Regions from separate parts of the Mus musculus genome. Here all the other regions are linked to region 1. Evidence: chromatin loops called from intact Hi-C (ENCODE). Cell type or tissue: heart. All regions are shown on one strand. Links, peaks and the distances in the headings refer to the core of each region. The heading gives the core; the rest is flanking DNA. Region 1 overlaps Katnal1 (katanin p60 subunit A-like 1). Region 2 overlaps Gm15411 (a long non-coding RNA gene). Region 3 has its middle 8.0 kb from the start of Gm36405.

Region 1 (10,384 bases), core at 3,211-8,210:
TCTTTCTGGAAGCTGTCTTGTGAGAGGGCACCTGATATAAACCCATAGACAGTGGAGGGCACTCTTGCATTGGTTCGCCTTACGCCGCTTTGCTGGTCTTCACTGATGGCTGCTTGCAAGCTATAACTTCAGAGAGAGAAATTTGCCAAAGAAGTTCTCATGGTATTCTGGCTGCTTCTTGCTGCACAAACTCATGCCAAATCATGTGTGGTGTTTGCCGACTGGACTGGACTGCTGAGGTTGATTCGTGCTTGGAATTGTCCCAAAGACCTGCTTCTACTCCTTGTCCTGTTAACCTTTCTCCCCTACCTTTGGTCGGCTGGCTAGAAGGGAGGTTGAAGCATTTAAGAACCCTTATTAAAGTAGGTTTTGAAAAACCTTAGGTTACATACCCCTAATATGCACTTACTAAAAATTGATGCATATGCACACCAAAGAAGAATAAAATGATCCAAATTGGCACTATTCAATAGTTCCAGACTAGACAACCCAAAAATCTACTCACACAAGGAAACTTTTAATTGTGCACGATAGTGTGCAATTATAAGAATTAACTAACAATATCAGCAAAGGCATAGAGAAATCTTATAAACATATTAAGCAGAGAAAGAAAATAATACAAAAAGGTAAAAATCAAAAATCCAATTCCTAAAAACAGGTGCTACGAATCCCCCAAAACAGTAGCATCCTCAAACAAGGGGCTACTAACTCATAAGGTGTCATAACACAGAGCGCTGGTCACCCTAGGAAAGAAGGAAGCAGCAGAGACTGGGAGAGACTGGGACCACGGCTTCTGACTTCTGAGAAGCCAGTGATTTTTGTTGACCTGGGATGGTCATTTTATGATAAGAAAGGTACAAGGGTTACTGCAGAAACTATCTTTTTGGTTTATAATAGACAATTATTATATTTTCAAGAATTTTATAAGCCAGTTGGGAAACACATTTAAACCTCATCAAGAGCTACTATATATATATATATATATATACATACATATATATATATATACATATACATATACATATATATACATATGTGTGTATATATGTATGTATATATATGTGTATATATACATACACACACACACACACACACACACACACACACACACACATATATATATATATATATATATATATATATATATATATATATACACACACACACACACACATATGAAAGCACAGGAGACTTGAGTGCAGATGCCCAGCACCCAGGTAAAAAGCTGGGTGGTGGCAGTGCCACTTGTAATCCCAGGGGAGGACCCAGAGCATGCTGGCCAGTCGGCCTCACCAACTCCAGCTTAGGGGCAGCACGAGACCCTGTCTCCATAGGTGGGGTGGCGAATGATAGACACCTGGGGTCAACCTCTGACCTCCACACATAGGCACACACATGCATGGGCACCCACACCTAGACAAACACACATGAGTACATATGTGTACCATACATACACGTGCACATATACACACATGCGGTTTCTATTGTTTTTACATTACTAAAAACCAACAACAACAAAAAACCCACCAAAACTGAGTATTCTCCCAACACTTGAAAATGGTTCTGTTTGTCAGTGTTGCACAAGTCATGGAGAGATGAGCCAAATTTCAAGATCCTGTGCCTTTCACGGCTTTGCTACCATCTTAGCAAAGAAAACAAGTTACCAGCCAGCACCCATGGCTACACAGCATCCCTCCACCGCCGCGATCACAGGGGACAGGGATGTGAGTGGGCCCAGCAAGCGAGAGTGTTCTCTAAAGTCCACCAAGAGCACTGGACCTGTGTTTCTTTAAATTATGGACAAATGGCCACATGTGCCTTATGCCAAGCATGTCTGTCATGGACCCACATGTGAACATGCATGTGCCTGAATTACATATGAACATGAGTTTTTTTCCAGAAAAGTAGTTCTTCAGCACACATCAGCACCTCACATGAGATGACCATTCATAAAATAATTCGATTATGACCTATGCACTTTTTAAGTCACTGTTCATGTGTGACAGTTTGTGTTCATCAATCAGCAGGTTGGAAACAGAATGGTCCAGTCTTGTTTCCAGTGTCCCTCCACGCCTGTGTCCGATGCTAAACACAACAAGGACAGCATTCACCATGGCCATTTGCTATATACAGGGTAATGAGACAATGCACTTTAGGTCAAGTAACTGAGCAGGGAATTTTGGGAGCGTAACTGGCCCTCCTTTAATCTGAACTTCACTTAGACGCACTCGTAACCGTGACCCTGGGATCATGCAGGACACTGCTCATTAACCACAAATTAGCTAAGGCAACACGGCTAGCATTAGAGTCTGAGCTTTCTAACATAATTATTTTTAAGATAACAGAAAAATATTTCTTCTACTCACTCATATTTACTTTTAGTATATCCTTTCTAAATTAAAAAAGCATTTGTTATTTCTACATAAAACTCTGATTCTCAGAATTGTGAAAGTATAACTTACTGTCGATTAATTCTTGGTGAAGATGACCAGTGCTCCTCTATCTCATGCTAAAGAGATACATCCTTTTAAACAGAGTCCAGGTTAAAGCAGGCTAACTCACATTTCTCAGCATGCATCTATACTGACTGTAAGCTTAAATGATAATATGGTAAATTCAGTTTTTCCATGTGCTATATAGTCTGAACATACAGGCTCCTCCAACCGTCAAGTCAAAGTCTAGTCTCCAGTACGCTGCCATTAAGAGATGGGGCCTAGAGATGCCTTTGCCTGCCTAAGGTTCAGCTTTATAAAATGACCTAGTGTTTTATTATAGCATTCCAAACAGTCCAAAGGCACTGGGTACGTTCAAATAACACTAAAAGCACAGCTTAGCTGCTTGTGCCACTCCTGTCTGCAATGAGAAATAACCAGATGACAGTCAGGAGTCCTTTATTTGAGACCAAGTCTCACTTTGTAGCCCAATGGCACCAAGCTCATGACATCCTGTGTCAGCCTCCTGAGTGCTGGGATGACAGCCAGATACACTTTATTAGTTTATATTTTCATTTATATTCATTATATGACTAACAAAGTACATAGCTAATAAAATGTACTAATAAGTTATGCTACATACTAGCTATGTGGACAATCCTGTGGCCCTCAGGGTTAAAAAGAAATATGGCCCCAACAGCAAATCGTTGTGCAAAATGACTGTTGCTTATTTAAAAAACAAACAACAGCACTGTATGCTTAGACCTAGTCTGAAGCCTATCAGAAGTTTAAAAAGAAATGGGGGGAAAAAGGATGTAATTTCTCACAAAATTTACCAGTATTTTTTGGAAAATTAAAGTCAATATAGAAGTATGCTGAGATATGTAAGTCATCCTACTCTAACCTGAATTCTATTTAAAAAATAATTAAAATAAGCTTTCACACTGTGTCACATCGTGATCTAAAACTTGGGCGCAAGTCCCAGCCCACAGCACCATCAGCTGTTAGCAGGACACAGGCTGTGCTCATAGATGACGGGAGGGACCGAATAAACCAACACACACAGCTTCCAAAGTGTCAGAGCAACACCAAAGCCACGGCCCCTGGGGAGAGCACGGCTCCCACTGCTTCTACGTGGCATTCCACAGTGCAGTCCTAAACACAGCTAAAGCTGATATGCAGGGACCCTTGACAGGATGTGATTTATCATAAAGGCCTTTACCTGCTGAGCCTCTAATGGGCCCAAGATACATTTCTTTTATCCTCATTTTTTAGACCTATAAAGTAATAGAAGCAACTTTCAGAATTCTATACACAAATTAATAATCTATTAGACTATGAGATTATACAAACATATGTATATAACTAATTTTTTCTTTTGTTTATTTTTCTGGCAGGGTATAAGTTACAATGTGGACCAGGTTGGCCTTGAACTCACAGAGCTCTGCCTGCTTGTCTTCCTGGGCTCTGGGATAAAAGCTGTGCACCACCACACTGAGCCTAAAAGTGAGATCTTACTGGGGAGAGAGGTAGGATTCAACACAGGGAACAAAAAGCAGATAAGCCCTTCTGTGCCCTCCACGTGTGCTTTAACAGCTCTGGCATTAAACACCTTGTCATGCCCCAGACAGGGGCTGCTAGGACTACATGCTTGCACACTCAGTTAACCAAATAGTCTCAAGCTAAGACTATCTTTATCTTAGGCAATACAGTCTCATTTCTGGACTAGTTCATTTCATTATGTTAGTGCCACCTGCCAATCTCATGATTGAAAAGGGAGTCTGTAACAGCCCTTGTGATCTCTCCATCTTTACTTTCAAAGCAGCCCTGGAAACTCTAGTCTCTGCTGTGATAATCAGATCAGAGACAACTACACCTTTCAGGTAGCATGACACTTCTGTGTTTGTGTTTTTAAAAGTAGTTCCTTTTATTTTTGTGGTGACTCAGAGTAGCTCTCCTACCTCCTCGTCAGCCGTAGAAATAAGAAAGGCTGATTTTCCACTGATAGTCTGAGTACTCAGCTTGTCACTGACAGAGTAAGACAGACAATTACTCAGAAACATTGTAAATGAGAAGTCATTTATAACCCTGGAGGAACAAGTGTGGCTCTGACAGCTGCTGCCACGGGTTCACCCGCCTTGTCCTCCGTTGAAGAGTCACATGTAAAATCTTAGGTTGCCTCAGTGGCAGGTTTCCTTCCTCAAGTCCAATCCAGCCTTCGATGGTGGATGAGGGAGGGCGGGTCTTCCCGACTCCACCCCTCAGTGGGAGAGGCCTGGAGCACTCATGTACCTTAGATTTTACTCTGAAAGGGGAGCAGGACTGTTTCATGGACCATTCATGGATGGAGCCTTCAGGGGACCCAGGGCCAGGGTCACTCCTGGTCTTCCTTTCTTTTGTGTAATCCACAAAGGTCCACTTTACTAATACACTGAGAACCTCTGTGTGTGTGCATTTGCTTAACTAAATATGCCTGCTATCCCACTCTGTGTGTGTGTGCATTTGCTTAACTAAATATGCCTGCTATCCCACTCTGTGTGTGTGCGCGCACATACTTCAACAAACACATCTGTAACTCTGCGTGTCTGTGTGTGTCTGTGTGTGCGTACTACCCCTCTGACATTATGTGCCTTGCAGTGTGGCCTTTGAAATATAAAGAACCCTGAGGAACCCTGAGGATTCATCCCCAGCTCCAGTCTCCACCAAAGCTCCACTGCGAGTGAATGAATCAGAGCCTTGCCTTGTCATCTCTCCCTCTTGCTCTATAGTCCTTGTCCCGACTTGCAGGTTTGTCACTCTTCGATATCTGGTGTGCTCGGCCCACGAGTCCCCGGGCTCCTGCCCCCACGTCTTTCCGCAGAGGCCTCACTTCGCGATTTGGACGCCTGATTTGAGGGGGTGCTCTGGCAAAAAAAAAAAAGACAGTTAAATAACAATTAATCAATTAAAACCAGCACTCAGGAGGTAGAGGCAGGCAGATTTCTGAGTTCGAGGCCAGCCTGGTCTACAAAGTGAGTTCCAGGACAGCCAGGGCTATACAGAGAAACCCTGTCTCGAAAAACAAACAAACAAACAAAAAAAATTAATCAAAGACAAGGAATGCAAAGCCGTATTACTCACGAGACTGTCACAATTTCCCCTGCCGTAGAGTGGTTGGAACAATTATTAAATATAGGTGACACACATGGATACTTTGCCAAAGTAACAACTACCACCAACAGAGGGCACCTGCGTCCACCTGTTAACCTCAGCAGCTGCACTCAACTGACTCTCAAATCAGGAAGAGTCAACTTAGAAACAGCTAAAGCCTTTTCAGTAAAGGGTGGGGCTGTGTAGTTCATTTTCTTCTTTATAACCAAGAAAACATTCTCCACTTGTGCTGGAGAGGTCGGCATCTCACTATGCAAATTACAAATGGCAGGGCCCAGCACCGACGTTCTTATAAACAAAGCCATTCATGTGGGAAAATACATCCACGGCTAGTGAGTGTCAAAAATGATGATAGAACTACAGGTGTGAGTAGCAATTTCAATAAATCCAGACGCGAAACCAATGTGCTCACGGCAGCACATTTTGTTGGCTTCCACCATGGAAGGCTGAGCCTTGGGGCTTCTCGGCACAGCGCTTGGGCGCAGCACTCCGGGTGGGGGCTCTATCACTTCATCGCTTCCTTTCTCAAACCATCCATCCCATCTCCTTGCCTTCCCCTGCCGCCCCGCATGACATCTGTGGCTGTTCTGATCCTGTGTGCAACGGCTTCTTCCTCTCAATAGCACAGTGACTGCCCCATCTCTAGACTCAAGGGAAGCGGATGTTAGCTCTCTCCCCTTTCCTGATGTTTTCATTAGCATTTATTAATTATACATACTAATGGATCCATTGTGACATTGTCACACGTGTACATAATGTGCTTTGGTCACACCCCTCATTAATCACCCTCTTGCTCTCCACTAACCCCTGTGCTCTTTCAAACTAGCTCCTCTCCTCCCTCTCTCCCTCATCCCCCAGTGTGCATGTGTGTGTGTGCTCCAATAGAAGAGTTGCCTTAGAGTTGGTCATAGGACCATGTGCACCTGAGCAATGGCTACACCACTGAAAGTCTATTAAATGGGGGGTGAGTGGGGTCCTAGGGCCCCTCCCCCTCCCATGACAGGGTGCTGAAGGGTTCAGTCTTGTGAAGATCTAGTGCATGTAATCACAGCTGCTCTGAGTTCAGGGCCACAGGAAGCCACTTCCTGACTGGACATCAGTATCCCACCGTGCTCCTACCCCCTCCCAGGACGTCAGTTTCCCTCCGTGCTTCCCGCACCCCCAGCTCTTCCTTCTTCCCACGGCTGCAGCGTGCCCTGCAGGCTTAGGGCTTTAATTCATCTCTGGGTTTCCTTCCTGGTCTCATAGAGGGCAGCACAGTAATAGTGTATGTGACAAGACGAGAACTGGATGAAGGAACAGTGAAATGGAGCAAGGAGCAGTGAAGCACTAAGACACTGCAGTTCTAATGCAATGCTAATGCTATGGTTTAATGTAAAAAGACTCCCACGGGCTTATGGGTATGTGTCACTTGGTCCCTGGTTGGTGGCACAGCCTTGGAAGGTTGTGGAACCTTTAAGAAGCGAGGCCTGGCTGATGGGAGTGTGTTGATTGGGGTGTGTTGATGCTTTTGGAGTGCAGCCCTATCTCGTCTACACATCTTGGCCAGTCACATGAGCAGCTGCCTCCCGCTTCTGCCTACCTGGACTCCTGTGGTCATGCCTTAACTTTCATGATGATGTGAAATCCCCAGATACCTGAGTCAAAATAAGTCATTCCTCATTAGGATTTTGTCACAGGCATGAGGAAAGTAACCATTACATAAAACAAACAAAAGCAAAACAAAAAAGCCCATTGCATATTCATACTGCTGGGCTCTGCTAAGAATAAGAACAGCTGCTGAGAACCTCGCAGGTGCTGCTGAGAACCGCACAGGCGTCTCTAAGGCTCCGCACTGACACCTCCATCCTGAGTGTAGTCTAGTTCAACAGTTATTGGAGAGCCGTTTTAGTACACAGCTAGTGATGCTGCTGACCCCAGGGAAGACAGAAATAAACAAACAGCAGTGTGAGAGGAACTGAGGAAGAGGTCATAGAAAAATGACCAGAAGATACTTTGGAAACTGAAGTTGTATCACACTATTGCTTCTACGACATTCTTAGTCCCTTAAACAGTCTACCAATCAAGTAAACCTGTGAAGAGACAGCCGGTGGTAGTGCTGCACACCCTTAATCCCAGCACTCGGGAGGCAGAGGCAGAGGCAGAGGCAGAGGCAGAGGCAGAGGCAGAGGCAGAGGCAGAGGCAGAGGCAGAGGCAGAGGCAGAGGCAGAGGCAGAGGCAGAGGCAGAGGCAGAGGCAGAGGCAGAGGCAGAGGAGGCAGAGGCAGAGGAGGCAGAGGCAGAGGAGGCAGAGGCAGAGGAGGCAGAGGCAGAGGCAGAGGCAGAGGCAGAGGCAGAGGCAGAGGCAGAGGCAGAGGCAGAGGCAGAGGCAGAGGCAGAGGCAGAGGCAGAGGCAGAGGCAGAGGCAGAGGCAGAGGCAGAGGCAGAGGCAGAGGCAGGCAGATCTCTGAGTTCAAGGCTAGCCTGGTCTACGGAGTTCCAGAATAACCAAGGGTACCCAGAGAAATCCTGTCTTAGAAAACCAAAACCAAAGGGGAAAAAGAACTTGAAGAGACTGGTGAAGAATGAGAAGCATAAGGATAAATTGCTGTCTAGAGCACTGCACATTTGGGGTCAGCTCAGTAGGCGAGCACCTGCCCAGCACACACCAAGCCCTGGGGTCAACATCTAGCACAGAAAATAAAATAAAAGCCCAAGCCTTTAGTATCTCAATGGAAGCTTGCTGTTGTTCTTCGGGAGGGGCCAGGCTTGTCTTTTTACTGTTTTCTGTTTTGAGGAAGAGATAGGAAGTGGTTGGGTAGAGTTCTGCTTTATTTATTTGTGTGTTTTGTGTATGCAGAAATGTCTTTCCTGCATCGGCCAAGGGCCTCGGCCAAGACAATGAAACAAGACTCTCTCTCCTCTCAGCACACGGGTTGTTCCTATTGCTGGCAGCTGTGCTTGCTATCTAGTGACTGTCATTGTGGTCCAGCTTTTTAGACCCTGCTCCAGCACGGAGCCTCTGCTCACCATCAGCGAGCCCAGCCCCTACAGCTGCCTGCAGGTTCTGCCATTGCTGGGCTTGCCTGGGAGGCCTTGCCATGAATCCTGAGGCAGTCCTGACTCGGCTTGCTACTTAGCAGCTGCTCAGAAGCCTCCCCCGCCCCCCCCCCCCCAGTCTTCTTCGAGCAAGCGCGTGCATCTGGCTTGGTGAGCTATGTATGACCTAAGAGTCCTTCCTAGCCTGTTCAGGCGCTGCCTTCCGAGGGCTGCGGCAGAGCTTGACCTGGCACGCACTGTTCTGATGAAGTGCTCAACCAGCTGTCGGTGGGATCTGTGGCAAGCCCCACGCCTGTGGGAAGCATGCGTGTGCTCTCTACGTCTTCAGTTCCACCTCACTGCAGTTGGAGATTACATGTGTAACAGACTCTGCCAGCGTCCCAGAGGACACCCTGGTTCCACTCTGTATTTCTTTGTCCATTGCCGCATCACTGCACGATGTCATGCTTCACTGTGGGGACTCTGTGACAACTTCTAGGCTGTGTAAGCAACAGACTCAGGGGGCCTCTTTAAAAAGAGGTTTTGATAGGGCTGCACAGTGCCACATATCTTGGCCCTGATGGTCAAAAAGACTGACAGTGTACTAGCATGCCGTTTTTCAAAACCACAGAGCAACTAGCTAGCTAGTCATCAGGGCACAGTGAATAAATACCAGCCTGGTAGTCTACACTGAACTACCATTAAAGAGCGACAGAAGAGATGGATATTCTAAAAATAAAAACTGATAGCTTATCACTAGCAGACCGTCACTGTGACAACCACCAAATCCTTGTCAGCAGGGATGAAAGCAAAGCAGAAAGGGAGAATAAGGGGCAGAGACTCGGAGTGGGGTGTGCGCACATCCCTTCAGGAAATACTTCTGGAACCTACTCTGCACCACACATTGTTCTTGGTGCTGGGGATGCAAGTCGAGCTTGATCAAGTCCCAGGGGCATGTCTGGGTGTGGATGTGTGTGTGTGGGGGGGGGGGGGGGGGTGAACAATAGGCATGCCTGTAGTCTGTACAAAAGGATAGAATAGGCTGGACTTCTGGAATCCTCTGAGCAAAGACAAAGGAAGGGTGTCGTGAGCTGCTGGAGAGTCGTGGGGAGCTGCACAGCTGTCCTGGCCCCCTGCCGGGCCATGCTGCTCTTCACACTCTCCAGGCACTAAGCCACTTCACCCTTACAGCCTCCGCACGGGGTGACTGCCACAATGATCTCCATTTACAGAGGGAAGATGAAGTTGGCAACTTGTCCTCGGGGCCCCTGAGGGGCAGAGCTAAGAGGAGACCCCCTCTGCCCTCAGAGCTGGCACTGGTCTGCTGTGCAAAGGCAGCAGACTTCCCAGAACAGGAGGCACTGCATGGCAAAGACCTTTCTTGCTTGTCAGCATCCGGTGGGCACCAGTGATGTCAAGCTCAAGTGCATCGGGAGCAGCATGGGGGCTGGGGCTAGACACAAGAGGAGGACGCAAGAGAAGAGGCCACAGTCACAGAAGGAAGAGAAGGACATGGAGCCTTGTAAAGGCCAGCGAAGTCAGAAGAGAGGGAGGAGAGTTCCAACTGAGACAGCCAACAGCAAGTGTCACAAAGGTGAGGAGGGAAGCCAGCAGCTGTGGGAGGCGTTATCACATGAGTGAGTTGCTCAGTGTAGCCAAAAGTTCAACTCAACGCTGCGGGGACTGGGAATCCAGGATTCCTAGGAGCTGAGGAGAATGCCTGCCCATAGGTGGCACTCAGCAGCAGACAGCAACCACCAGGGAAAGCAGAGAGGCAGAGAGCT
Region 2 (10,384 bases), core at 2,575-7,574, 84 kb after region 1:
TCGTGCTATAAACTGGTTTGGTTTGGTGTGGGTTTGGGTTTGAGACAGTCTCACTACATAGCCACCACTGACCTGGAACTCGGAGAGATCTGTCTGCCTTTACCTCCAGAGGACTCAGCAGGAGGATTAAGAGCATGCACCACCATGCCCAGGTAGCTCTATGATAACCTTATCGAACCAGCATCTCGTATACGGTTGCTCATCAACTGAAAAATTGTTAAACAGCAAGCGTGGACTATATTTCAAATCTTTATATCATAACATACACAAAAATAAAAAGGTTAAAGAGGAGATTTAAAGGGCAAATGTGAGTTTGCCCTTTCAAGCTCGTTCTTCAGATTCTTGCGCGTTATCTTGGCACGTCAGTCATCATTGGTCTATCCCGAGAGGAAAGCTTCCTAGCAGAAATAGAGGAGCAGGGAAATTAAACCAGGTAGAGAATGTGTTTGGGAAGTGTAGAAAAATAAAAGACTATCAAGAGAGGATGGAGATGATGGCGATAATAACCTAGTTCTTATCAGCTAGCACCGCCATTTAGCCCAAAAGCAAGCCTGTGAGGTTGGACAACGGAGCTCATTTTTCATACTGGGAAACTGATGGCCGGAAGTTGGCACCTCGCTCTGAGTGCCTCCATTGCCACTTTCTGACTTGGATCACGATGTTTTTGGTGGCGCTGTTTCCGGGACCGAAGGCAGGAAGAGCGGGTTCAGAAGGGAGAGGATTTGTTTGGCTGTTCGAGGCGCCTGTGAGCTAGCCAGTGTAAGCGGCTGCAAAATCAGTCTGCTTACACGAAAACAATTTGGAAAGTGCCCTCTTCTTGGGAGCCAGAGCTGAAGGTATTTGTATCTGATCACCTTGATTAGGAACAGCAAGCTCAGAGGGGCGGTAGGGAGGAGACGCTTGCTGAGTGAGGGGGTTGGATTATGCCGCAGGGGTGTGGTCTTCAGCTTCTGGGGACGGGGCAGGGAGGGGCGAAGTCCAGATGAAGCGGCAACCCACGAAACAATGAACAGTGACAAAATTGTGACCAAGGGACTGTCACCACATGGAAGAGACCGAATCAAGTAGTTAAAAGCCTGCAGGGTTCCCAGATCAGTCCTGGAGTGGAAAGCCCTGGCGTCAGGGCTGGGGTGACTCTCCAAAAGCAGGGCCTGCCTAGATAACTGGTGTGAGCAGAACCATGGTCCCATATCCAGTACCACAAAGGAGAGAGATGGGGGCGAGGGGGCGGGTCTGGAGAGATGGCTCAGCGGTTAAGAGCACTGGTTGCTCTTCTAGGGAACCAGGGTTCAATTCCCAGCTCCCACATGACAGCTCACCGCTGTCTGTAACTCCAGTTTCAGTGGATCCGACACTCTCATACACATATATATATGGCCAAAACATCAATGAATGTAAAGGAAAAGTAAATAGTAATAAAAAAAATCTTTGAGAGAGAGAGAGAGAGAGAGAGAGAGAGAGAGAAGGGTTAGTGGGAAATTGATGTGGTTTAAATAACAGTAATTTGCTAAGCAGTGGTGACCCATGCTTTTAATCCCAGTGCTCAGGAGGCAGAGGTAGGCGATTCTCTTAAGTTCCAGGCCAGCCTGGACTACAGAGTAAGTTTCAGAACAGCCAGGGCTACACGGAGAAAGCCTGTCTCAAAACAAAACAAAACACCAAAACAATCAGATGAAGATGGATGGATGGATGGATGGGTATATAGATAAACAACAGTAGTTTATAAATACCATGACCCTATACATCCATCCATACAATAGTAGGATGGATGGATGGATGGGTATATAGATAAACAACAGTAATTTATAAGGCTGATGTCTTGGTTTGGGTCCTGCCAGCATTACAGATGAAACATTGGGGTCTCCTAGTCCAGTTTTACCTCTCTGTGAGCCCAAGTGTCGGGTTTCAGACCTGGGATGGCTGCTGAGGTGCCTATTTAGCACGTCAAAGTGGGCCTGACCTCGGGCTCTCCCAGCATTCCTCATAACCTACCCCCTACAAGCTGTGACTGGCATACCCCACCCTCTGCCCTGAACTTTCCAGCTCAGGGCTGGGCTTCCCCTCCCCTAAAGGCTCCTCCCTATATAATCCAGACATTCTGTGAGTGCTCTCTCTTTCCCTCTCTCCCCCTCCCTCCTTCTCCCTCTCCCTCCCTCTCCTCCCTCTCCCTCTTTCTCTCCCTGTGTGTAAGCATCTCCCCCACCCCTTCCCATCTGCATGGCAGTTTCCCTGGTCCCGTTCCTTGGGACCGGTGAACCCAGCAAGTTGCTGCACCCAAATAAACCTGCCTTTTTATGCTCAGTTCAGCTTTAATTGGCTCATTTTGTCAGCAGAGAAAACTTATTACAAATATTATTTCAAAATAAAAAAATTAAGCTGGGCATGTGGCGCTCTTGAGAAAAGAATAGTAGGATGGTGAGTTCTGGGCCAGCCTGGGCTACACATTGACCCTGTCTCAAAATGTTGAAAGGGCTGGACAAGTGCCTCCACAGTAGAGTGGTTGCCTTGACTGTGCCAGAGACTTTTATAAACCCACTTAACATATTCAAGTAAGTCATCTTGGGGCTGGAGAGATGGCTCAGTGGTTAGGAGCAGTGGCTGTTCTTGCAGAGGGCCTGAGTTCAATTCTCAGCACCCACACGGTGGCTCACAACTGTCTGTAATTACTCTTCTATCCGAGATGGGAACTGCATGCATGTGGTACGTATACATACATTCAGGCAAACATTCATATACATAAAGTCAAGATAAATAAATCTTTAACAGTGAAATAAGTCATCTACAACCTCCACTTCCTCACCCTTCCCTATCAGCCAACAGATTTAGCTAGAATTCCATGACCTTGGATGTTTAGAATTCCATGACCTTGGATGTATAGGGTCAAGCCTGCTTTCCTGTGCTGTCCACAGCCAGCCACGCCTGACTCCAGCTGTAGAGCTCTGAGCCCTGGTATTTCTTGAGCACCCTCGAGAAAAATTATCCTTTTATTGCCTACAGAAGATTCCAGAATGATATAGCCAACAGTTGGAACCACACCAACTGTTCGTGCCCTTGGAAGTTTAAAAAATGATCCCAGTGTTTACAAATCCGAGTTTCCTATGTCACACTTATGGGGGAAATAGCTAAGAAGCTTCCAGGCCTTGGTAAGACTGTTCATGCAGGGGAGAGCCTTGGCTAAGAGACTGTTCATGGGGATGAGCCTGGGATAAGAGACTGTTCATGGATGGGGAGAGCCTTGGCTAACAGATTGTTCATGAACGGAGAGCCTTGGCTAACAGACTGTTCATGGGGGAGAGCCTCGGCTAAGAGAGCGTTCATGAAAGGAGAGCCTTGGTTAAGGGATTGTTCATGAGGGAGAGCCTCGGCTAAGAGACTGTTCATGAAAGGAGAGCCTTGGTTAAGGGATTGTTCATGGGGGAGAGCCTTGGCTAAGGGACTGTTCATGAAAGGAGAGCCTTGGCTAAGGGATTGTTCATGGGGGAGATCCTTGGCTAAGGGACTGTTCATGGAGGAGAGCCTTGGCTAAAGAACTGTTCCCAAGAGCCTTGACTAGAAGACTGTTCATGGGGGAGAGCCTTGGCTAAGAGACTATTCATGAAGGGAGAGCTTTGGCTAACAGATTGTTCATGAGGGAGAGCCTTGGCTAGGAGTCAGGTTAAGTCCTGCAAGATAGTACTTACTAAGTGCTCTCATTCCTGTTGCCAGGGAGACGTTCAAGCTTACAGCTCTCAGATCTTCTTCCACCAAACGGAAGCATCCAGAAGCTGAGGCAGATGTTCTGACTTAGTGCGTGTCACACTCGTGGGTGGATTTTCCCACCAACAAATCAGGATTTGTCAGTACTGAAAATCCCAGAGGGCCTGGGGGGATGGTTAAGAGCACTGGCTGCTCTTGCAGGGGACCAGGGTTCAGTTCCCAGCACCCACACGGCAGCTTACAACTGCCTGTAACTCCGATTACAGGGAATCTGATGCCATCTTCTGGCTTCCAAGGCCGCCAGATACACATGTGATACATACGTACACATGCAGGCAGAACATTCAAACACATAGAAGGAAAGAAATCTTAAAAATAGAAAAGAAGAAAACAAACAAACAAAAAAACAAGGGCTAGAGAGATGACTCAGAAAATAGAGACCTAAATTTAATCTCTAGAAACCACTTCACAAAGTTGTCCTCTGACCACCTGCGCCATGGGAGGCATGTGTGCCCCCCTCCACCCACCCACACACTCCTATAAGTAAATGTTATAAAACACTTTTAAGAAAAAAAAATCCCCCTGTAGAAAATGACATCTGCAACATTGTTTCGTATCCACTATTGTCTGAGCTTTGGCAAATCCAACCTAAAATACCCAGATCTTCCAGATGGCAAGACTCCTAGGTTTTCCTGCCTCTGGGCAGTCATTGCCCACTTAGCCGAGGTTGCTTTCCGTATCACATGCTAGTAGCCCTTAGTCCTGCAGAAGAAACCGAATCCCAGCTGACTCCTCTATACCAAGACAGTTTGTTCTCTGATTTCCTCCCTCCTTCCAAACCTCTTTCCTTTTTAAATTCTCTTTTATCCTACCTCTCCGGAGGCTCGGGTAGGAGTATTGCCACAACTTTGAGCCTTCTCCCCTCCCTCAGGCTACATAGCAAAATCCTGCCCTTAAAACAGGTGATAGAAACCCTGTCTTGGAAAAAATTAATAATAAAGTTGAGACACGCCTATAATTTCCACACCCTAGAGGATCTGCAGTAAGGAAGCCAGCATGAGCTACGTAGTGAGATAAAATTATTTCCCCTTTATAGAAGTAAGCCCTTTCATGGACATGGTGGGGTTACATCTCAGGGATCAGGATTGGCAGACCCAGGAGCCAATGGCCAACCCCCACGCCCCACCCCCACGCCCCACCCCCACACCACCCATGCAGTACAGTGGTTGCTGGTGGTATGCAGCGCATTCTCAGAAGAGCTTTGTGAATAACTGACCTTTCTTAAGGAGAAGCCATTTCTCCCTCCCAGATAAGCCAATGGGAAAGGCAGGGGAGGGGGGGGGGTTGTTGGTTCAGTGGTAGAATATTTACCTAATATCCACAAGGCCTCCAGTTCCAACCTCAACAACACACACACACACACACACACACACACACATACACACACACACACACACGAAGAAATGATAAGAGTTGAGTTTTAGCTTGGCATGATAATTTACTCTTGTAATCCGCGAGCATTCACTCAAGGATGCTGAGGCAGGGGAATTACCTTGAGTTCAAGGCCAAACTTGACTACTTAGTGAATCTGAAGCCAGCCTGGCCTGCGGGTGTGAGATCCTGTCTCAAACAACAAAGGGGGAGCTGGAGAGATGCTTCTGCAGTTAAGGGCATTAGCAGCTCTTGCTGAAGACGTGGGTTCTGTTCCCTGCACCCACACGGCAGCTCACAACTGTAATTCAGTTTCAGGAAGATCTGTCGCCCTCTTCTGGCCTCCACAGATACTGCATGCATATAGTACACAGACATACATTCAGGCAAAACACCCATACACCCATAAGTGGAAGATGTGGTGGCGCATGCCTTTAATCCCAGCATTTGGCAGACAGAGGCAGGCAGGACTCTGTGAGTTCGAGGCCAGCCTGGTCTACAGAGCAAGTTCCAGAACATCCGAGCCTACACAAAGAAACCCTGTCTCACGAAACAAAACAAAACAATCTGTCCTCGGCTAGAAAAGTTGAGGCCAACCTGTAACCCGAGACACTGTGAAAAACAACAACAAAGAAAAGAAAAATCCCAAATAAATAAAGTGGATGCTAATTCCAGGTGATAAATCAAGGTTGACACAATTTGGAGTTTGGTCAGAACTATTGTTTTCTATTTCATAAAATATGATCTGCCCAAAGGTTTTGAAAATGAGTTGCCCGCCCCTCATTTAATATGTTGGGTTTTTTTCTTAAATCTTATTTATTTTATGTATGTGAGTATACTGTCATTGTCTTCAGACACCCCAGAAGAGGGAATCAGATCCTATTACAGATGGTTGTGAGCCATCATGTGGTTGCTGGGAATTGAACTCAGAACCTCTGGAAGAGCAGTCAGTACTATTAACCACTGAGCCATCTCTCCAGCCCTGTAGCTTATTTCTTGTTGCCCCATTTTAAACACTTCTTTTACAGAAGAGCAGTATCCATGCTATTATCCCACATTACAAGTAAGAAGACCAGGGAACAGATAGGCAAAGTAACTTCTCCAAGGTCACACAGCTGATTAAAAGGCAGGCCAGGATTCAAACTTCACTCACATACTAGGTTAGCACGCCACCGGAGCCACGTTCCCAGCCCCATGGACATTTTTGCTTATTACAGCTTTGGGGAGGAAAGCAGATGACTAGGCTGTATCCAGGGAGGCTGCAAAATTAGCCCACGGGGCTCAGACAGCTCCTTTTGCCCACGCACTCAGACCCCAGACATCAGTGATGTTGGGGCTCGATCTGGGAAATCAGTTCCCACCGCCTGACCATATCTTTCCCGAACTGGAATCTTGGAGAATCTGGGCTGAGGCAGAGTCTGGTGAGCTTCCCTCTGGGAAGGAGATGTTGCTGCCTGCTCTTGGGCTCTTTCCACTGAGCTAATTAGTGCATTTACAGAGTGTCTGGGCTCACAGGCTCCCCACAAACGGTTGGTCTTGCTAAAGTCTAAAATGCTGTCCCGACAAGCTGGGTGAATGATTTAAGAGAATGAGTGCTTCTGGTGGGTGAGACATCAGGGCGAAGGCCAGTGGCATATTTAAGAGGCCTTCTCTGGGGAGGCCTGGGAGAATGGAGTGTGGTGTTGATAAGGTCAGAGCGCAAGGAAATAAAACCCAGAGAGACTTTTGCATTTCGGAAGGGAGCAAGGCTTTCAATCTGGGCGCAGAGCCTGGGGCCGGTTCCCTGACTTGCAAACAGTGAGCTACACTAGGTAAAACTAAAACAAGAATCATTCCACACTCTTGGATTGAGAAACTGAAGGTCTGACCTCCTCCGATTCCCCCTCACTCCACCCCGCCCCGCCCCCGCACGCAGGCTTGCCCTAGCCAGGCAACAGCGCCATGGATCAGATGGTTTGTTTTTCTTTTTGTTTCAGTTTGGTTTGGTTTGGTTTGGTTTGGTTTGGTTTGGTTTGGTTTGATTTGGTTTGGTTTGGTTTGGTTTTTTAATTCCAGCTTTAAAAGTCTTTCCCAGTGTGCCAGCAGGAGTTACTCTGAAACCCAGGGGTTTCCTCACTGAGCAAAGAAAACTCAGGCGCTCCCAGGGTCATCCTGAGAAGCAGAGGGTGGGCGCTGAGGCTGTCAGTGCTGGGCAGAATTCTGCAACGAGGTTGTCAGCTCCCTCATTCTTTATCTTCCAAGTGTTAGTCTGGAGGTAGGAATCTTCCCGGGATTGAGTCCTGCAATCCCAGAAGAGACTTTTTTTTTACTGTTCGAAATTTATAACGGACAATTATTCCATATATGATGTCCAGGTGAGCTTACCGCAAGTACCTTTAAGTTGTTTGAACCCCAGATTTTGGAAGGACGTGTCTCAGGAATGAACGCAGTGCTTTGCACAAACTAGGCCATGACTCTCTCATCAAGCTCCAGCCCCAGCCCTTGAGAATAACCCTAAGATACACATTGAGTTTCTAGAGGAGATCTGCCATGAAGCTATTCAAACCCGAACTTCAGACCCGCGCACTGCAGGGCCACCCAGAGGTGTGTGCACAGGCCCAGCCACAGGTTCATATATATGCCCGTCCACCGCTATCAATTCGTCACTGGTGAGATTTTTGATTTTAGTCTATTTATTGATGTGCACGGATGCTTTGCTTGAATATATATGTATGTGCATCATGTAGAAGGCATCAGGTCCTCTGGAACTGGAATTATGGGTGTTTGTGAGCCGGCACGCATGTGCTGGGTATCAAATCCGGGTCTCTGCAAGAGCAACGAGTGTTCTACACCACCGAGCCACCTCTTAGCCCTTGACAGTAGGATTCTTAATCACCTAAGATGGCTGCCTCTTTTCTCCTGCTTCCTGGTTGGCCACACGGTGAGTGGCTCCCTTCTGCAATGATGTTCTTCTGCCCAAGCAGGCTGAGTGAAGCAACTATAGATAGAACCCTCTGCTGAGCCGTGGTAGCTCACAAGCCTTTAATCCCAGCACTCAGGAGGCAGAGGCAGGCAGAGCTCTGTGAGTTCGAGGCCAGCCTGGTCTACGGAGTGAGTTTCAGTACAGCCAGGACTGCACGGAGATGGTTATCAACAACAAAAAGAAGCCTCTGTCAGTGAGCTTTGGGCTCTTACTGTGACCAGTGGTGACAGAGTAGAAGACACGGAAGTCAGGTACAGACTGTGTGGACACTTGTCCACACTCCGGGGACCTAAGCATTCTGTCTCAGCACTCAACCCTCCTGTAAAGACCACAACAAGAAAACTGCAGCTGTTCTTATTGTGGGCTCATTAAGGAGTCCAGGTCAGAGGCCAAGCGAAACAGCAAACTGTTGTACACAAGACGGTGATGCACTGGGGGATGTGAAGCTGACGTAGGAGGTACCCACACACTGCACGTGGGTGGAGTTCAGTCATACCTGGATGGATACACAGCGCTCCTCAGAATGACAAACTTCTGCGTCTACCTTTGTCACAGATAGCTTGCTATTAGGCATTAACAGATGGGTTGTTTTGTTTTGTCGACGCCCGGTTTCAGGTAGCCCAGGCTAGCCTAAAACTGACTTGAAGCTGGGACTAAATTCCCGATCCTCTTTTTGTTGATGTTTGTGGGGATTTTTGTTTTCCTTTGTCATGGTTTTTGTTTTGCTTTGTTTTGAAGACAGGGTCTCACTGTGTGGCCCTGGCTGAGCTGGAATTAGCTACACAGACCAGAGCAGTCTTGAGATCACAGAGGTCTACATGCCCCTGCCTTGTGAGTGCTTGATTAAAGCTGTTCTCCACCAGGCCTGGAAGACTCCTGGTCCTCTCTGGCCTCTATTTCCTTCACGCCAGGCTTTGGCTTTCTAGATTTTTTTGTTGTTGTTTTTGTTTTTGTTTTTTTTTTATGCTTCAACTCACTGAAGGAATACAAAATATTGGATCACATTTCCATGGCATATTCTCTTTTCACTAGAATCTTCCTTTCATCCTCTTTCATTCCCTCAATAATAGGGAAATGGCAGCTAAGATGAGACATTGGCCAGGTACAAGGATGCAAGGATGCGTGCCCATGAACCCAGAGTTTGGGAAATAGAGGGAAGAGCATTGGGAGTTACAGAGAGATCAGCCTGGATCACATGAGACTCTTATCTAGAATAAAATAAAATAAAATCATGACCTCAGTTTTGCCCACCCAGTATCAGCAATTAAAGCCACAATATTTCAATACTATCTTAGAATCCTACAGTGGTTTGGGTGCACTGGCCAGTTGTTACATCAAGGTTGACACAGCTCAGGTCATCTGGAATAAGGGAAGCTCAGTTGAGAAAATGCCCCCATCAGACTGGCCTATCAGCAGGCCTTTTAGGGGATTTCCTTGATTAGTAACTGAAGTGGAAGGGTACAGCCCACTGTGGGCAGCGTCACTCCTAGGCAGGTAGGTCCAGGCGATATAAGAAAGCAGGCTGAGCAAGCCATGGGAGCAAGCCGTCAGAAACATCCCTCCATGGCCTCTGCTTCCTGTCTTCAGGTTCCTGACATGACTTCCCTCAGTGATAATGTGACCAGAGCTGTAAACTGAAACAAACTCTCTTCACAAGTAGGTTTTGGTCATGGTGTTTTATCCAAGCAATTGAAAGCATACTAAGATGACTTTATTAAAATCAGTCTAAGACAACAGATTGAATTAAAGCCCATTCTTGTAAGATGCATCTCGGACTTTTGGGGAATTTAAGAAACATGGCATTTTACTGCATGTATGGAACAACAAATAGAACTCAAGAATAATCAATTTTTATAATTAAGTCTCCTTACTGAGTACAAACCCAAAGGAAAAGGGATTAGAGCATTGTTGCAAAAGTATTCTCATGGGATCGGAGAACCATTGAGTAAACTAAGTAGATTTAAAACTGGTGGGCTATAGAGGTAACCGGATACCTCCGGTCATCTTTTTATTTATTTTTGAGTTGGCTCTCACTATGTAGCCCTGGCTGTCCTGGAATTTGCTGTATGAACAGGGCTGGCCTCAGACTCACAGAGATTCATCTGCATAAGACTGAATCTTCATTACGCAGTGACTGGGGAAAGGTCTGTTTGCACAATGTGAAAAGTGGAAATTTGAGGTTTTAAAAGCGCGGGCTTCTTCCTTTGTTTATTCCCTAAGTCCCTTTCTCTGTGCTGTACCCACTCCCTCCAACAAAGCTTGGTCACTTTCCATCCCACTCGCTATTTTCACTTC
Region 3 (10,384 bases), core at 3,027-8,026, 87 kb before region 1:
AGCGGACGCCCTAGAATCACACGAGATCAGATGTTGGGAGTGACCTTCGGAGAAGAGCCACCCAAGATGACTTAAGAGACCTGAGAGGCTCTGGATTGGACCATTTCCCCCTAAGCCCTACAGTATAAACTCTTGGCCTCTAGGTGGCGCTGTTGGTTGGACTGAAAACTTCAAGAGCTGGATTCAAGTGGGGATTAGGTCGTTAGAGGTGAACCTTTCTTTAATGGTAGTTATAGGACCTCGTCTCCTCTTCTCTCCCCTCTCCCTCTCCCCACCCTCTTTTCCTCTCTCTCCTTCCTGGCTTATGACTTACATTTTGTTTTGCTACATGCCGCTGACATGCTACACTGTGCTCTCCAGCTCCTGGTCTTACACACGAATCTCCAGAACCATAAGCCAAAATAACCCTTTCTCTTTCTAAGTTAGGAGCCTCAGGTCTTCCATCATAGCAATATAAAGCCTACAAATACAAGACTCACTAAATCAGCATTGACTGGGTAACCTTTGAGTCAGAGGACCAACCCTGTTGTTGCTGGACTCTATCTACTGAAGCCCGGGACACCTGTAACCTCCAAGGGATGTGGGCTCTAGCTAGCTCCCTGTAGGCAAGCCTCCTGCCTTCCCTCCCCTCCACAGCCTTCTGTGCTCAGCGAAACCTCATCTCCTCACTCATCCATCTCTCCCGCTGTGACACCAATTCATCTCACGAAGGTGCCAGGTAGCTGGCTCCAAAGTCTCCCTTCAACTTCATTAAAAAGTAATTAAATTTTTAAAAGCCGTTGTTCAGTTGTGGAAGGGCTGACCTGGTTAGGAGATGTCGAGCCAGCAAATGACAGCTATGTCAACCGGCTCTCTTCCTTCTTTTCCCCAGACCCCTCCCTCCGTAAAGCAACCACAAACCCAGATGGCATTTTCACACAGCGTCCACCAGATCAGGACCCGTGCCAAACACTGGATATGCCGGCTCCTGACGTCTCCTCTAAAGACCCTGGGAAGTGGGTAAATACCCTGACAGCCTTTTTTTTTTTTTTTTTAGAAGTAACAGGCTTCGGAATTTTAGTGAGTTGGTAAAATATCTTCTAGAAACTTCATCTGCTAATTCCAGCCCTACAAGCCAGAGAAACTTCCCTCACCTCAGGCCTCTGGACAGTCTAGGACATGTGCTCCCAATCCCCCTCCTGAGCTGCCACTGCCCCCGCCCCGCCCCACCCCTGGCACACAGAGAAACCAAAGCCTTATTCAGCAACAAGGCAAAGTGGACATAAGTCCAAGCCACTTCCAGACCCTCAGATGCTGTGTTTTCCCTGTCTCTGCCCCAGCCAGGGGATGGCAGAAGCTGGGACAGCAGTGAATGAATCCTGTGAGGACCTTGAGGGCCACCACTTTGTAGGAGACAATGTGAAGGCCAGAAAGAGAAGCAGAAGTTCCGACTGTATCCCACAACGAAGCTGTTTGCCTTGTTTGATTCCCAAGGGCCCTCAGGCCTCATGTTTGTTTTTGATCTGTCCTTCTCACCAAAAGATGTCCGAGCGTGTTTGACTCTGGGATAAGATAAACACAGGGTTAGGGTTTTACTGCTGTGAACAGACACCATGACCAAGGCTACTCTTACAAGGACAACATTTAATTGAGGCTGGCTTTCAGGTTCAGAGATTCAGTCCATTATTATCAAGGCAGGAACATGGCAGCATCCAGGCGGGCATGGTGCAGGAACTGCTGAGAGTTCTACATCTTCTTCTGAAGGCTGCTAGAAGAATATTGGCTTCCAGGCAGCTAGGGTGAGGGTCTTAAAGCTCACACCCACAGTGACACACCTACTCCAATAGGACCATACCTTCTAATAGTGCCACTCCCTGGGCCGAACTTATACAAACCATCACAGTGAGCCCTGAACATTCTGTTGTTTCAAAAAGCAGGTGATGCAGGAATTAAGTGGGATGTGTCAGAAATGTGGAGACACCAGCTCAGAGGGGCTGAGACTGACCTACAGACCATCTACCAGTCAGTAGCTGATAATGAGCTGGACTTTTAAATGCCCACAGGTCTATGAAAAGTGAAGGGATTGTATTTTACAGCCACCACCATCAGTGACTCAGTCAAGGATTGTCAGAGGATGCAGGGGCTGTCGCTGAAGGCTGTTGGGGAACAGGAAGCACATGAGATTTTAAAGTGGATCCCCCAGCTTTGGATGAAACGTCTCTCCCAATGGTTCACCTTCTGGAAGTTAGTTCGTGGTGTCCTGGTATTGACGACCTTGAAGAGATAGGGCCTTGTAGGAAGTGAATAGGTCATGGGGCCATAGCAGTCTTGGGGACTAGCATCCATCTTTGAGGGAGTAAGGCAGGTCTCATGAAACTAGAGTTTCATGTTACAAAATAAACATGGCGCCTCCACTTGGTCTTTCTCCCCCACTTGCTTCCCTTGTCTGCAGTGAATATCCAGTCTCTGAAACCCTCATTAGAAACTGACCAGACCCTGATCTTGAACTTCATCACCCTACCCCATCTATGAGCCAAAACAAACATCTTTTCTTCATAAAGCGTCTAGCCTCAGGTAATTTGTTACAGTATCTAGCATATATCTGGATTCAGAAAAAGATTCAGGCTGGGACTACCACCCATTTCTCATTACCTCTACAATGTAACAGAATGTAACCGATGTCATTCTCAGGGAAGGATTGGCTGTAAGCACTTGTTAGGGAGAATAGCTGGCTGCACAGTGCAGCCAGCAATCCTCGGAGCCTCCTGGAGTGGGGAAGGGGTGTCTCCTCATCAGGGGGCTGTAGTGCAAAGGCATAGGAGGGTAGCAGAGACAGAGAGCAAGTGTTGCAAAGTGCTAATTGGCAATTCTGGCTGATGGCTCTGTTTGCTGTGCTAGCTTTCCAGATTTTCAATGGATTTAAAAGTTAATGATTAGGGGGAGACCCTGGTGCTGGTGGGATTAAACCTCCACTGACCTGACCTGAGTCCAAACTAGAGGAAGGTCTAGGCCAGTGGTTCTCAACCTGTGGATTGTGACCCCCCCCCCACACACACACAGGTGTCACATAAGAGATATCCTGCATATCAGATATTTACATTACGATTCATAACTGTGTAAAATGAGAGTAATGAAGTAGCAAGGAAATAATGTCATAGTTGGGAATCACCACAACCTGAGGAGCTGTGTTGGAGGGTCAGAGCATTAGGAAGGCTGAAAACGACCCCCCTGCCTGGAAGGTGCTACAGAAGTGCAGGTGGTACCCCACAGCTGTGCCTTTTACTGGCTGCCTGATTTCTCCAGTCTGACACAGTTTCTCTGGCAGAAAGCAACTGACCTGTGGACTGACTCCTTTGGCAACAACTAAAATCCCTCACCAGGCTCAGAGGACATCTTCTGGAAGGATGTTCCATTTGAGCCTGGCTTTGTCCTCTTAGACACCTCGGGTTAGTAAACCATCTGGTAACCCAGGCAACCTGAGAGCCCCCTCCTGGGTAATTTGGGCCTTGGAAGTGCAGAGCAGTTCTCACCGGTCCATCTCTCTGACAGAATTCCGGTGGGAGAGAAGAAGGGTGGAGGAGGCGAGACCCTTATGGCAGAACAGGTTTATTTTTTTTTTCTTAATGGTTTTTTGGGACAGGTTTTCTCTGTGTAGTCTTGATGTCTTAGTCTGGGGTTCTATTCCTGCACAAACATCATGACCAAGAAGCAAGTTGGGGAGGAAACGGTTTATTCAGCTTACACTTCCACACTGCTGTTCATCACCAAAGGAAGTCAGGACTGGAACTCAAGCAGGTCAGGAAGCAGGAGCTGATGCAGAGGCCATGGAGGGATGTTCCTTACTGGCTTGCTTCCCCTGGCTTGCTCAGCTTGCTCTCTTCTAGAACCCAAGACCACCAGCCCAGGGATGGCACCGCCCACCATGGGACCTCCCCCCTTGATCACTAATTGAGACAATGCCCCACAGCTGGATGTCATGGGGGCATTTCCCCAACTGAAGCTCCTTTCTCTGTGATAACTCCAGCCTGTGCCAAGTTGACACACAAAACCAGCCGGTATACTTGGCTACCCTGGAACTCACTCTGTAGACCAGGCTGGGTTTGATCTCAGAGATCCACCTGCCTCTGCTTCTGAGTGCTGGGATTAAAGGTGTGTGCCACCACTACCACCATCGCCACCCTGTATACCCTGGCTAGAACAGATTTTTTTTTTCCGAGCCATGGAAACAAATGTCTGTGATCTGAAAGACAAGCATAGTTTCTACATGGTCAACAGCGCATTGTTCCATAAGCTCGGGCTCCAGTTCATCTCTGTGAAAACACACAGCCAAAGAGCCTTGAGGTCCTCCCTGCTCAGCGATTCCTGGCATAAACCCTAGCATCTCCCAGCTCCCAGCCCTCTGAGGAGGCATCAGCTCAGACCCACACAGCCAAGGCTCCTTGAACCTCCCTTAACCTCAGCCTCTGGATTCTTTTATGGAGGTCTAAATAGTTACCCTAGATGGCTCGGTGTTCTGGGGCCTCTCGTCTACAAACCACCAGGATATTAACCTGGGGGTCTCGTTCCTTATGTGACAGTAACAGAAACTTCCAGTCATATGCCTCTGAGTCGTGTTCCTATGAGGGTCTTCTGCAAGGCACAGAGGGGAAGAAAATTTATATTCTGAGCCTTGGCCTGTGGTGGGGACCTGCTATGAAGGGAGGGTCTCCTAGAGGAGGTTCAGCATGGGCTGGAAGGTCTCCCCACAGCCTGCATTTCCCCCAGGCCACAGTGCTAGAATCCACATCTCTTACTTTGCTGACCGCAGTGTTTCCAGGAGCTGGCCTGATTGCTTCTAATGACTCCTCGGGGTTGTTGAGGCTGTCTGACCAGAGCTGACTGCTATCCTGAGCTAAGCATCAAGGCACAGCGGTGGCGAACAATGATGTCCTGTTAACATGGGAGGCCTGTGCCTGCGCGGAGCACCCCATCCTGAGCTGGTGCAGGCTTCTGTCTGCCTTGGTTCATGATTGAGGCCCCCAGCAGGCTCCACCCCAGCCTGTGATGTCTAAGGTATGTCGGGGATGGTAGTACTGTAGCCGCACGCACACTTCCTAGAATACAGAGGAGGAGCCCTGTTCAGAGCGGCAGGCAGGCCCTCAGAAGCAGCCTCGGAGCCTTGGGTAGGATAGATCCCTGAAGGAAGAGCATCCAAGCTGCAAATGGCTAGTTTTCAGTTGTCACCTGGGATGTAAAGGAATGTCTACTGATCCCAGAAAGGATACTCAGGTCAAAGAAGCAAGCACATCTGCATGGAGCTTGACAAATCAATATCCAGGAGCATGGGTGCTCCGATGGCAGCTGCGTCACCTAGAAGTCCCTCCCCAGCAACCCACGGGTCAATCCATCACAGGCTTCTGCTGAATTCATTGCTATGACTATGGACCAAGGTCTTCTGTAGGTCGCCATGGCCACTCCACTTGATATCGATAATTGTGGGACTCCCCCAAGACAGCCATGTGGAGACGGCAGTTCCCCTCAACGGTACTGACCGAGACTTCTGAAACATCCGGGATACACAGACCATATTCACCTTCCCTGGTCGGCAGGTCCCTGGACTATTTATCCGGAGTCCTTCTGAGAGTTCTTGAGAGGAGCTGGGGAAATTTTGCTTGGCTGTGTGAGGTTAATTGGGGGAACAACCGTTATCTGAAAGCAAGGTGGCTTTGTTGGGGAGACTATAATCTGAGAGGCGTTTGTTATGTCAGAACAATCTTTATTGGGGTGCTTAGGTGGGTTCTAAAATTGTAACATTTTAGGAATATGGATGATTGGGGAGGCACTTAGCAAGCGGTGAGAGGGGCGTCTGTAACAGGCTTTGGAGATTGGTGTGCAAAGGCTGAGAGAACTTGGCTTTTGTTCCCAAAGGGGGGACTTAGACGGTCAAGCAGTCAGGGGGAGTGAGACGCTGGCAAATGGGTGACCTGGGGCGGGGACAGCAAGTACCTGAGGGCTTTGGAGAGAAGCTGGAAGAAAGCAGTGGGCGGCATTTAAGGAGGGCTCAGTGGAGTTGAGGAAGAGAGTTTGTTGTTGCATGACCTTGACCCAAGTGAGGGCTTGGCCATCAGCGTGTGTGTGTGTGTGTGTGTGTGTGTGTGTGTGTGTGTGTGTGTGTCAGAGAGGAGAAGGCCTGGGTTTAATTCTGTCTTGTAATTGGGAGTGTGGATTTGTTCAGAGTGCTTGAAGTCTGAGGATATCTGGACACTTAATGGATTTAGGGGAGGCAGTTGGCAAGAGGGAAGCAAGGGTGATCTTGAGGAAACAGGAACAGGAAGATGATCTCAAGGGAGCAGGAAGCAGAGGGTCAGTTGATGGGTCTGTCTGACAGGAAGGGGCTGCTGTCAAGAACCTCAAAGGCAGCTCAAGACACCCAACTCGATATTCTCAGCCCAAGAAGACGATTTGCCACAGAGGGACAGAGGCAGGGATAAGGGACAAAGACAGGAGATAAAGAGGGAAAGGGGGAAGGGAGCAAGGGTGAGGGGAGAGAAGGGGGAAGGGGGAAGAGGAAGGGGAACTTATCAGAGGTGACAAAGGACTGTCTCTGGTTAGAGACAGGAGACAGACGTGGCACATAGGAAAACGGTGGTCTATAAAGGTCAACTGAGAAACCCCGTGTTAGGAAGAGGTGTTCCGTTTTACTGGGCATGTTAATCAGGTGAGACAAAGGGGGCTTTTGCTTGCTGGACTTCAATACTTTGATAGCTGGACCTTGGTGGTCAGCCTCAGGAGGAGGAAGTGGCCAAATAAGGGAATAGACCTTGGTGGCTAGCTTTTGGAATGTAATCCTTTTAGCAAGGAGGAGGGAATCTGGGGGAAGGGCAAGGCTGGCCTGCCAGAACCACAAGCTCTAGTTGTCTAGCGTCCCTTCAGCCTTGACTTCACAAATATGTCCAAGATAAATTCTTACCAAGTCACCTAGGTTGGGCAGGGGAAGAGCTCACACTGTTTTGAATAATGTATGTTTTGTTATAAATTACTACACCTATAAATTACTACTACACCTGCTAGTCATAGTGTATGCTTTTAATCCCAGCACTTGGGAGGCAGAGGCAGGTGGATTTCTGAGTTCGAGGGCAGCCTGGTCTACAGAGTGAGTTCCAGGACAGCCAGGGCTATACAGAGAAACTCTCTAAACAAACAAACAAGCAAACAAACAAATTACTACACCTGTAAGGTTTTTCAGTTTGATTTGTTTTGTTGTTTTTGTTTTATTGTTTTTTATTTTTGACACAGGACCTCACTCTATAGCTCTGGATGGCTTGGAACTCACTCTGTTGACCAGACTGGTCTCAAATTTAGGGCAATTCTCTGGCCAGTGTTGGGAGATAAAGGTGTAAAACAACCATGAGGGGACTGAGCAGGTGTCAGACAGGGAGACAAACCAAAGAGAATGACCCCTGCTAGCACAGGTTGCGCCTTCCTTTGCTGTGTCATTGGGTAGGGTGCAAAATGGACTTGGCCACGAGCCAATAGGCAGACACGGCTCTGAGGTTCCACCCACAGTGTCCTTTGAAAGAACCTCCTCTCGGAGGAAGTCTCTTGGCAATTTGCCACTACTAGTTTACTACCGAGGCACTGTGGTTGGAAGGTGTCTCCCTCAAGTCCACATGTTGAGAATTAGGTCCTCAACACAAATACGTTGAGAAGTGAGATCTTTGGGAGGCAATCAAATCCAAATGGAGTACTGTCCTTTTGAAGGAATGGCTTCCTCACAGATGAAAACTCAGCCCATTTGCTGCTATCTCGCGCTGCCCTGCTTCCACCTTAACTACGGGAGAGCAGGGTGAAGGTGCTTAGCTGTGCACCTTCCCTGACACCGGTGCATCTGACCTTCCCAGCCTCTATGGTATAACAATTTCTGCTCTTCGTGAAACACCCAGTCTCACGTATTCTATTGCAGCAGCCTGAAACAGGGGACAGTGTGACATGCTTGTATTTGTCCTGAGTTGAGGACATTTCAGTGCTTATAGAAACCACCAAGTTCTCAACTGTTTCCTACCCAAGTCACAAATGAAGCCAATGCTCTCTACCCACACGTAGGCCACACTGTCTTTAGGAAGTGGGGTGCTGAAGGCTCAGGCCATAAAACTCCGCTTTCATGTTTTGTTGAGGGCCTTTTGGTATAAAACAGTCACCCCAAAATGACCTCATCAAAATCATTTTCTCAGAATAACCCGGCTAACCAGAGGTAATGGTGCAGCAAGTAAGTAGCATCCTGGTGCCTGGCCCGGGTGAGCCAGCATCATTGACGTAAGTGGGGGGTAGGGGGAGGTTAAGGGACATGGGGGGTATGCTCTAGCCTCCCTCTCTCCCTCCTTCCCCCTCCCCCCTCTCTCAGTGTGCCAAAGCTTAGCTGCACTGAATCATCTCAGGAGCGCCAGAAAAAACGCGATTTCCCGGGTTCACCCCTCAAGGACTTGATTGCCCGGGTCAGGCAGTGCGCCTCAGCACCGCTGATTCTGACTCACACATCCCTCCAGGTGACCGCAACACGTGGCTCCGTCAGCCAGCTCCATCCGTGAAAAGCGCGCTGCCTCTGTGACAGCTTTTCTTCTTGTCTTTATTTCGGCACTTCCCGTTTCTCCTAGCTCCGGGGAGTAGGCTTTGGTGATTAATTGCCGAGCTAACCCATTCATTACTCCTTAATAAGATGAATCCGTGTCACCAACAATAAGTCATGCTGCCTCTGCTTCCTGTCGCCTCCTGACAGGTCTCTGGTGCCATCCCGTTCTTCTCTGCAGACAATTATTGTGATAACCGCATCCAGGCCATCAAAGGTGGTTTTCAATTCGGGGGTGGCAGGCGGGGGAGGGGGGTTGGGGGGGTTTGGTTTGGCTTGAGTCGTTATCGGTCAGAATTTGTTGATGCTGCTGTTGCTCTTCTTTTTGTTGGGGGTCGAGGATGAAGGCCGTTAGAGTGAGAGCTGATGGCCAATTCATTAAATATAATCCAAGGAGACGCTGGAGAATACAGTGCTTTGAGTCCCCTGGCCCAGGGGTCAGCATCTGGCAGGACATCCCAGGAGACCACAAGCAAGGGTCTAGCATCTGTGTTTGAAGTCCAAACAAGGGGCCGCCTCCCTTTTCCCTCTTAATTTGCCTCCCATCGTTGAGCCCTCGTACCTTCTCTTTGGGGGTTTGAGCAAGTCAGTTTTCCCCACCTTTATTTATATTCAGTGTGAACTCAAAATCACTGGAACATCTGTAAGGGGGTGAATTGTGACCCTCTAAAATAGACACATATCCAAGTCTAAGCTTTTTAATGTGATTCCATCAGAAAATAAGATTGTTTCAACTGGCCAGTGGTGGTGCATGACTTTGATCCCAGCACTGGGGGGGGGGGGGTGCAGACACAGAAAGATCCCCGTGTCCAGGGCTACACAGAGAAACCTTGTCTCAGAGGGGGAAAAAAGATTGTTCCAAATGTCACTAATCACATTAAAATTAAAATAGTGCTACACAGGGCTAGTGTGGACCCTTAGTCCAATGGCTGTCATGTCTAGGTCAGAATGGACATTGTAAAGGCAGACTTACCCAGGGAGGGAAAAATACATAAAATTGGAGGTAAGGGTGCATCCAAGAGATGAGATACATCAGGGAAGGTATCGGAAGTGGCCAGAAGAGACACAGAACAAGTTATCTAGAACCTTAAAGAAAGCACAGCCTTGCAGCCCCCTTGATTTTAACATACAATTAAGAGGTATCCTTTGCTGGTTTAAGAGAGGTAGAGACTGGGGTGGCTGGAATCTAGCCTTTCTCTGATCTTTCTACCTGCGTCCTGTGGAGGAATAGAAACGAGACGCAACTTCATAAAACCATTAGGAGATGTACTGGCTGGTTTTGTGTGTCAACTTGGCACAAGCTGGAGTTATCATCAGAGAAAGGAGCTTCAGTTGGGGAAATGCCTCCATAAGATCCAGATGTGGGGCATTTTCTCAATTAGTGATCAAGAGGGGAGGGCCCCTGGTGGGTGGGGCCATCCCTGGGCTGGTAGTCTTAGGCTCTATAAGAGAGCAAGCTGACTTGCTGGAGAGATGGCTCAGTGGTTAAGAACACTGACTGGTCTTCAGAGGTCCAGACTCACAACCATCTGCAATGGGATCAGATGTTCTCTTCTGGTGTGTGTCTGAAGACAGTGACAATGTACTCACATACATTAAAAAGAAAGAAAGAGAGAAAGAAAGAGAGAAAGAAAGAAAGGGAGAAAGCAGGCTGAGCAAGCCAGGGGAAGCAAGCCAGTAAGTAACATCCCTCCATGGCCTCTGCATCAGCTCCTGCTTCCTGACCTGCTTGAGTTGCAGTCCTGACTTCCTTTGGTGATCAACACCAATGTGGAAGTGTAAGCTGAATAAACCCTTTCCTCT

What was found. Hi-C counts contacts between places; a loop is a spot of excess contacts. Peaks named below come from ENCODE experiments on the same cell type or tissue, not always from the same donor. Only the 100,000 strongest peaks of a DNase experiment are listed, where the experiment ranks them.
Region 2: a loop joins it to region 1, with 2.4 times the contacts of the local background. A loop is called at or near these places in 2 of 42 quality-filtered maps.
Region 3: it touches region 1 in a loop (11-fold over the local background); 3 of 42 quality-filtered maps call a loop at or near these places.

Annotation. Positions count from the first base shown.
Region 1 is chr5:148,899,395-148,909,778 of GRCm38, forward strand. Katnal1 (katanin p60 subunit A-like 1) reads right to left here. Exons shown (of 11, transcript NM_153572.2): 4 at 5,173-5,335. Among named protein-coding and RNA genes, the nearest start is that of Katnal1, 24 kb to the right of the region's middle. In heart, for the core only: a CTCF peak has its summit at 5,642 (motif pointing right); no DNase peak of the experiment used is centred there; H3K27ac peaks cover 99 bases.
Region 2 is chr5:148,984,228-148,994,611 of GRCm38, forward strand. The region is part of intron 4 of Gm15411 (a long non-coding RNA gene); the gene reads right to left. 5930430L01Rik (RIKEN cDNA 5930430L01 gene) reads right to left here. Exons shown (of 2, transcript NR_102384.1): 2 at 5,829-9,297. Among named protein-coding and RNA genes, the nearest start is that of 5930430L01Rik, 5.8 kb to the right of the region's middle. In heart, for the core only: a CTCF peak has its summit at 5,472 (motif pointing left); a DNase peak (open chromatin) is centred at 6,788; H3K4me3 peaks cover 347 bases; H3K27ac peaks cover 1,406 bases.
Region 3 is chr5:148,812,109-148,822,492 of GRCm38, forward strand. No RefSeq gene overlaps it. Among named protein-coding and RNA genes, the nearest start is that of Gm36405, 8.0 kb to the left of the region's middle. In heart, for the core only: no CTCF peak of the experiment used is centred there; no DNase peak of the experiment used is centred there; H3K27ac peaks cover 1,258 bases.